2 separate regions of the Mus musculus genome follow, and region 2 is linked to region 1. A link is a loop called in an ENCODE intact Hi-C map of the cell type or tissue named here. Cell type or tissue: heart. All regions are shown on one strand. Links, peaks and the distances in the headings refer to the core of each region. The heading gives the core; the rest is flanking DNA. Region 1 holds the start of Srsf7 (serine and arginine-rich splicing factor 7). Region 2 holds the start of Hnrnpll (heterogeneous nuclear ribonucleoprotein L-like).

The links. Hi-C counts contacts between places; a loop is a spot of excess contacts. Peaks named below come from ENCODE experiments on the same cell type or tissue, not always from the same donor. Only the 100,000 strongest peaks of a DNase experiment are listed, where the experiment ranks them.
Region 2: it touches region 1 in a loop (3.0-fold over the local background); 2 of 42 quality-filtered maps call a loop at or near these places.

Annotation. Positions count from the first base shown.
Region 1 is chr17:80,207,101-80,209,902 of GRCm38, forward strand. It overlaps Srsf7 (serine and arginine-rich splicing factor 7), which reads right to left and starts at 205. Exons shown (of 8, transcript NM_146083.2): 1 at 75-205. The coding sequence starts at 102. It also overlaps a transcript of Gemin6 not described here. In heart, for the core only: a CTCF peak has its summit at 1,614 (motif pointing right); a DNase peak (open chromatin) is centred at 271; H3K4me3 peaks cover 910 bases; H3K27ac peaks cover 966 bases.
Region 2 is chr17:80,060,463-80,063,264 of GRCm38, forward strand. It overlaps Hnrnpll (heterogeneous nuclear ribonucleoprotein L-like), which reads right to left and starts at 1,806. Exons shown (of 13, transcript NM_144802.4): 1 at 1,195-1,806. The coding sequence starts at 1,530. 4933407O12Rik reads left to right here and starts at 1,760. Exons shown (of 2, transcript XM_006525248.3): 1 at 1,760-2,110; 2 at 2,211-2,802. The coding sequence starts at 1,778. The coding sequence ends at 2,336. In heart, for the core only: a CTCF peak has its summit at 1,134; DNase peaks (open chromatin) are centred at 899 and 1,859; H3K4me3 peaks cover 2,500 bases; H3K27ac peaks cover 2,500 bases.

The sequences.
Region 1 (2,802 bases), core at 161-2,660:
CGCGCCGCCCCTGCGGCCCCGCTCTGCTCGGTCGGCGGGCAGCACCGTCCTCCCCTGGGGCCCTGGCCGCTTACCTCCTCCATACCGCCCGTAGCGTGACATGATGGCCGGCCCGTGTACTCGGCTCTAGCTTGGAATGCTCACAGCGCGAGTAGCACGGAAGCGGCTGCGCAACCTCCTCTGCCTGCAATCCCGGCGGCACTACAAGGAAGAGGCCGGAGTCGCGCTTATATAGGCGGCGGGCGGGGATTCTTTTTTTCTGCGCATGCGTTGTGTCAACGTTCTGCGCGGCACAAAGAAGCTGGGCGGAAACAGCCTAGAGGCGGGGCGGAGGGAACTTAGAGCGAGACTCTGCGAGCGGAGCGGAGGGATACGTTTCCATGGGAACGCCGGGATCTTGCCCATAAACCTGTGGCCTTCCGGCGGTCTCCTGCTCCCTCCCCTCCCCTTCCCCTTTCCTGAACCCTGTGGGTCCTCCTAACCTCTCCCAACCCTTTTACCTCTTCATTTTAATCTAGGAACTGACAGCGACCGTAACCTAAGTACAGGTACACTAGACCGTTCTGTGAAAGTCCGTAAAATTTAACCGCTGCTGTCCCGGTCGCCACCTTTGGGGTACCTGGCCTAGTCTGTGTTCAGTGATCTTTAAGGCTCAACAGAGGTAATTAAACTAAGACCAGTGTGAAAATAACCCTTACTCCACAGTTATGTCTAATGGTTATTGCATCACGGGCCTCAAAAGGGATGACTTCCCCCGGGGAGTCTGCATAATACCTCTCCTTTTTGCACTGAGTCACTAATTTGTTAGTTTGATCTGAGTACTTGGGGGTTTGCTGAAACAAAGGGATAGGGTTGTGGAGAAGGGGTTCTGGCAATGTTAAAGTTGTGGCAAAACTGTAAAAGTTTGCAAGCATACTGAGCCGAGACAATTCTTGCATCTGAAGCACAAATTTATTTTTCCCTTCTAGTGCTTTGGATTTTTTAAAAGTTGTGTGTGAATTTTTACTTAAAACCTTACAGCTCAGCCACTCAATACGTATCAGTCTCCCTGAGTTGCTTAAAATCTGCCTTTGAATTCTGCATTTGCCAAAATTCAACTCTAAAAAGAGAGCTAAGTTCTTTTTTTTTTAAGATTTATTTATTTATTATATGTGAGTACACTGTAGCTGACTTCAGACACTCCAGAAGAGGGAGTCAGATCTCATTACCGGTGGTTGTGAGCCACCATATGGTTGCAGGGATTTGAACTCATCATTTGAACTCAGGGATGACCTTAGGAAGAGCAGTCAGTGTTCTTACCCACTGAGCCATCTCACCAGCCCAAGTTCTTTTTATCAACCAGCAAAAAACAAACAAACCAAAAAAAACAAAAAACAAAAAACAAAAAACATTACATCGTAACTACTTGGAATACTCAAGGGTTGGAAATTTTACACATAAAAGAGGAAGTTCCTAGGTACGTGTATTTCATCTCCGTTTTCATTTGCTGTGTGTGGATTCAGGTGTGGAGTGCTTTCTCTAAAGGAGTCCTTCTTGGTCAATAAAGCATGAGACTCTTTTAAAAAAAAAAAAAAGATTCATTTGTTATTTATACGAGTACACCGTGGCTGTCTTCAGACACACCAGAAGAGGGCATCAGATACCTTATAGATGGTTGTGAGTCACCATGTGGTTGCTGGGAATTGAACTCAGGACCTCTGGAAGAGCAGTCAGTGCTCTTAACTGCTGAGCCATATCTCTAGCCCCTCCCCCCCTTTTTAAAAGCAAAGACTCTTAAGTACTACTAATTTATATGTATGTTGATTTTCAAATATTTAAAATTATAGTGTCTCAACAAAAATCTCTGGCAAGAAAATAGAAACTCTACACAGTGAAGTATATTGTTCTGCCTCAGTCTTACTACACAGTATATTGTTCTGCCTCAATCTTCCTGTGTTTGCTTGCCACAGGAACTTCTGCAGTCCAGGCCTCCCACAGATTCACTATGTATACAACCCAGAGCTTTTTTTCATGCTAGAGAAATATTCTTCTAATCTGCTTCTCTCTGAAAGGCATTGAGCAATAATTATAAACATTTGTATTCTCTCTGAAGGAATAGCAATTCTATAAAGTCTAATTCCACTTTTTTGTTTGTTTGGGATTTTGTTTGTTTGTTTTTCAAGATTGGAGTCTTTCTGAGTAGCCCTAGCTATCTTGGAATTCTCTCGGTACACCAGGCTAGCCTGGAACTCAGAGAGACCCACCTGCCTCTGTCTCTTGAGTGCTGGGATTAAATGTGTATGCCACCATGCCCAGCCTCTAGATTTGAGTTTAAATGAATCTACTTGGGTCAACACATATTCTAACATTTGCTAATATAAGCTATTGAGTGATTATTATTATGCCACAGTTGTTAAATCTTGGCTATTGGGGGCTGGTGAGATGGCTCAGTGGGTAAGAGCACCCGACTGCTCTTCCGAAGGTCAGGAGTTCAAATCCCAGCAACCACATGGTGGCTCACAACCATCCGATCCTGAGATATGACTCCCTCTTCTGGAGTGTCTGAAGACAGCTACAGTGTACTTACATATAATAAATAAATAAATAAATAAATAAATAAATCTAAAAAAAAATCTTGGCTATTACCACATTAAAGTTGGGGGTTATGGCTAAGACAGGAAAATAATTAGAGGCCAGCCTGGGTTACATAGTATTATAGTATTATAATCCTATGATCTGCATAGGAAAAACCCTATCTTTGAATTTAGAACAACAAAAAAAGGAAGGCAGAGTATTCATAATCTTTTTACATCAATTTTTTTG
Region 2 (2,802 bases), core at 1-2,500, 150 kb before region 1:
ACAGTGCTCTTGCAAAGACAGCCCAAGAGCTTGACTCCCAGCACTCGAATCTGGTGAGTCGCAATGAAACTACCTGTAACTCTACCTCTAAGGAACACTAAAACCTTACTAGGCTGCCATGGGTACTTGTTATGAACCCATACATGTAACTTTTTTTTTATTTAAGCTAGACCAACAAAAATTCGAACTTTAGAAAGATAAGCGGCTTCTGATTAAAAAGGGTTGGAACACCTTAATTTTTGGAAGGTGTGCATAACTTCGTCAACTTCTGCTAAGATTTGATCTCAAATGTATTAAGTGTTTAAATAATATCTTAAGTCGTCAAGACCGTTTAAAGGCCCCCAAAAGAGTCAAAACCGTTCGGATTGGTTTGTTTCCTTAAAGTCTCCATGGAACTGAAGTTGTGGGTTGCGCTGTCCACATTCCTCCAGCCTCCAGCTAAACGTTTCTGATAAAGGAGGACTCGAGGAATGTGTGACTGAATTCCCACAGCTCTGCATTCATTTCCTTCTGTGGGGGACAAACTTGAAGTACATTATGAATGAAGAACTCTCGTCATCTGAACGCCTTTTATTTGACAGCAGGGACAGACACACACACACACACTTAGATCACCGGCCCACTCATTTCTGTAACAAGAAAACTTATCTTGGCCATTGCCTGGCCTGAATGAACCCCATGCCCACAAAGCCTTTTCTATAGAAAGATATTAAACTAGCGAGGGCTAAACTACGGGGAGAGCACGAGGGCGCAATTTGTCATTGCATCGCGGTTCCCACGGAGACGAGGCCACGAGAGCCTTCCCGTTATGGTTGCCCAGCGTGAGGATGATGCGGGTCGGGGAGGCCGGGTCCCCAGCACAGCCTCGGAGCCGGAGTTGCTCAACTAACAAAGAGCGGATCCCGCCGAGGGCGCGCGGCGCAGCCTCCCGGAGCGGAAGCGACACCCGCCCGCCCCCGCCGCCCCCACCCCGCTACCCTCCCCAAGTTCAGGGCCCGGACTCCGGGAGGCCCGGCACCCCAAGCCCACCCAAAGCCGGCATTCGGGATTCGGGGATCGTGGGCAATAAAGGAAAGAATCAGTCCGAGTCGCCAGCTACGCGCTCGGCGTGCACGCAGCGGCAAAGGCGGCCAGGCCGAACCCCCGCCGCCGGGCCCTGCTGGAGGGACGCGGCGCGGCGCCGCGCTTTGTTACCGTGGACAGGGGCATGCTCCGAGGGCCACCGCCGCTGCCACCTTCGTCGCCGCCGCTCCCTCCCTCATCGCCGTCGCCTTCGTCGCCTTCTTCTCCACCTTCGCCTTCCTCGCCGTCGCCGCCGCCGCCGCTGCCTCCGTCTCCGTCGCCTCCGTCGCCGCCGCCGCTGTCGCTATCGCTCCCCGCCTGAGGCGTCGCTTCCTGGCGATTCTCGCTCTCCTCGGCCGAGTAGACGATCTCTCCCTCCTCGGTCTTGAGGCGCTTGGCCTGGCTCTCGAACTCCCGGTCCTCCTCGTACGTCTCCTCCTTGGGGGAGGAGGAGGAGGAGGAGGACATGGCGGCGGCGGTGGAGACGGCGCGGGAGACGGGCCTCAGATGTCGCTGATCGGTCCCCGCCGCGGGCTGCGCCTCCTCGGCGCGGGTCTGAGCTGGCCCGGCGTCCTCCGCGGCGCGCTCCAGGAGCCCGTGACTGAGAAGGGAGCGCGGGCTGAGGGGACGCTTCCCTTTATCTCTCAGCCAGCCTCCAGCCTCTCCCTCCGCCAGCTTCGCGGCTCCCAGCCCCGGGGGGGACGCGAAAGTAAGGATGGGGCCGGGCCGTGGCTTCCGGTCTTCCCTCCTCCCTGATCCGCTCCCCGCCGCTCAGGCGGAGCCTCCACCCCGCCTTGACTGCCGCCGGGCGGGATGGGATCCAGGGCCCGAGAGTTTCCGCCCCCTTGCCGAACTTCCGCCTCCTATTGGAAGAGCGAAAGTCGATCTGGCTTCCAATTGGCTGGAAGAACTGCTCGTCAGAATCCCAGCCTGGACTCTCGCTGGGCTCCGGTCGGGACCGTGCAACGCCCGCTGCGCGCGGTTCCGCAGCGGTTGCAGCCCCGTGGCGGTTAGCGCTGTTAGGCCCTGGCCGCCGCTGAGATACCGGGTGAATGTGAGGAGCCGGCGATGCGTTCGGCAGAGTCGGGGCTGTGGGTGTTAACCGCCTTCCCGCTAATTTGAATGCTTTTCTTCTTCATTTTAAAAAGATGAGGGAGACCTGGAGAATCTTTAAAAAGATGAGGGAAACCTGGAGAATCTCCGCGCACCTAACCACACACAGCCCCCGAAAGCGCGTGGACTCTGCGCCACTAACTAAACAGAACAACCGTTAGCTGTTACTGACTGTGGCGAGCCAGCGAGATGATGCACACAGGTCTGCGCAGGGCATAGGTGACCTGCAAACCGGACCTATTGCTGCAGACATACCTATCCAAGTCCCTGCTGCAGTTACATATTCTCAACCTTCCTCTAAAACCCCTATTCTCACTGTTCTGAATGATCGTCTTCATTTTCCAAAATAGGAAACTCTCACAATCCTGTTCGTTTCCAGCCCACAACTCACTTCCTCTGTGAAGCCTAAAGACTGTTTTAAGGTTTTTAGCTGTTTCTATTTGCAAAAGGCCTTTGAATAACTAAAGGTGTTGTTTTAAAACAAAACAAAACTGGACGTGCTTAAGGGCAGGTACTGTGTTCATTTTTATAATCTAGTTCCAGTACAGTTCACCCCAACCCAATCCACCCCCGAATGGATTTCAGTGACCAACTTACTGGGTTGAAATTATGGTGTCTAGCTAGCAA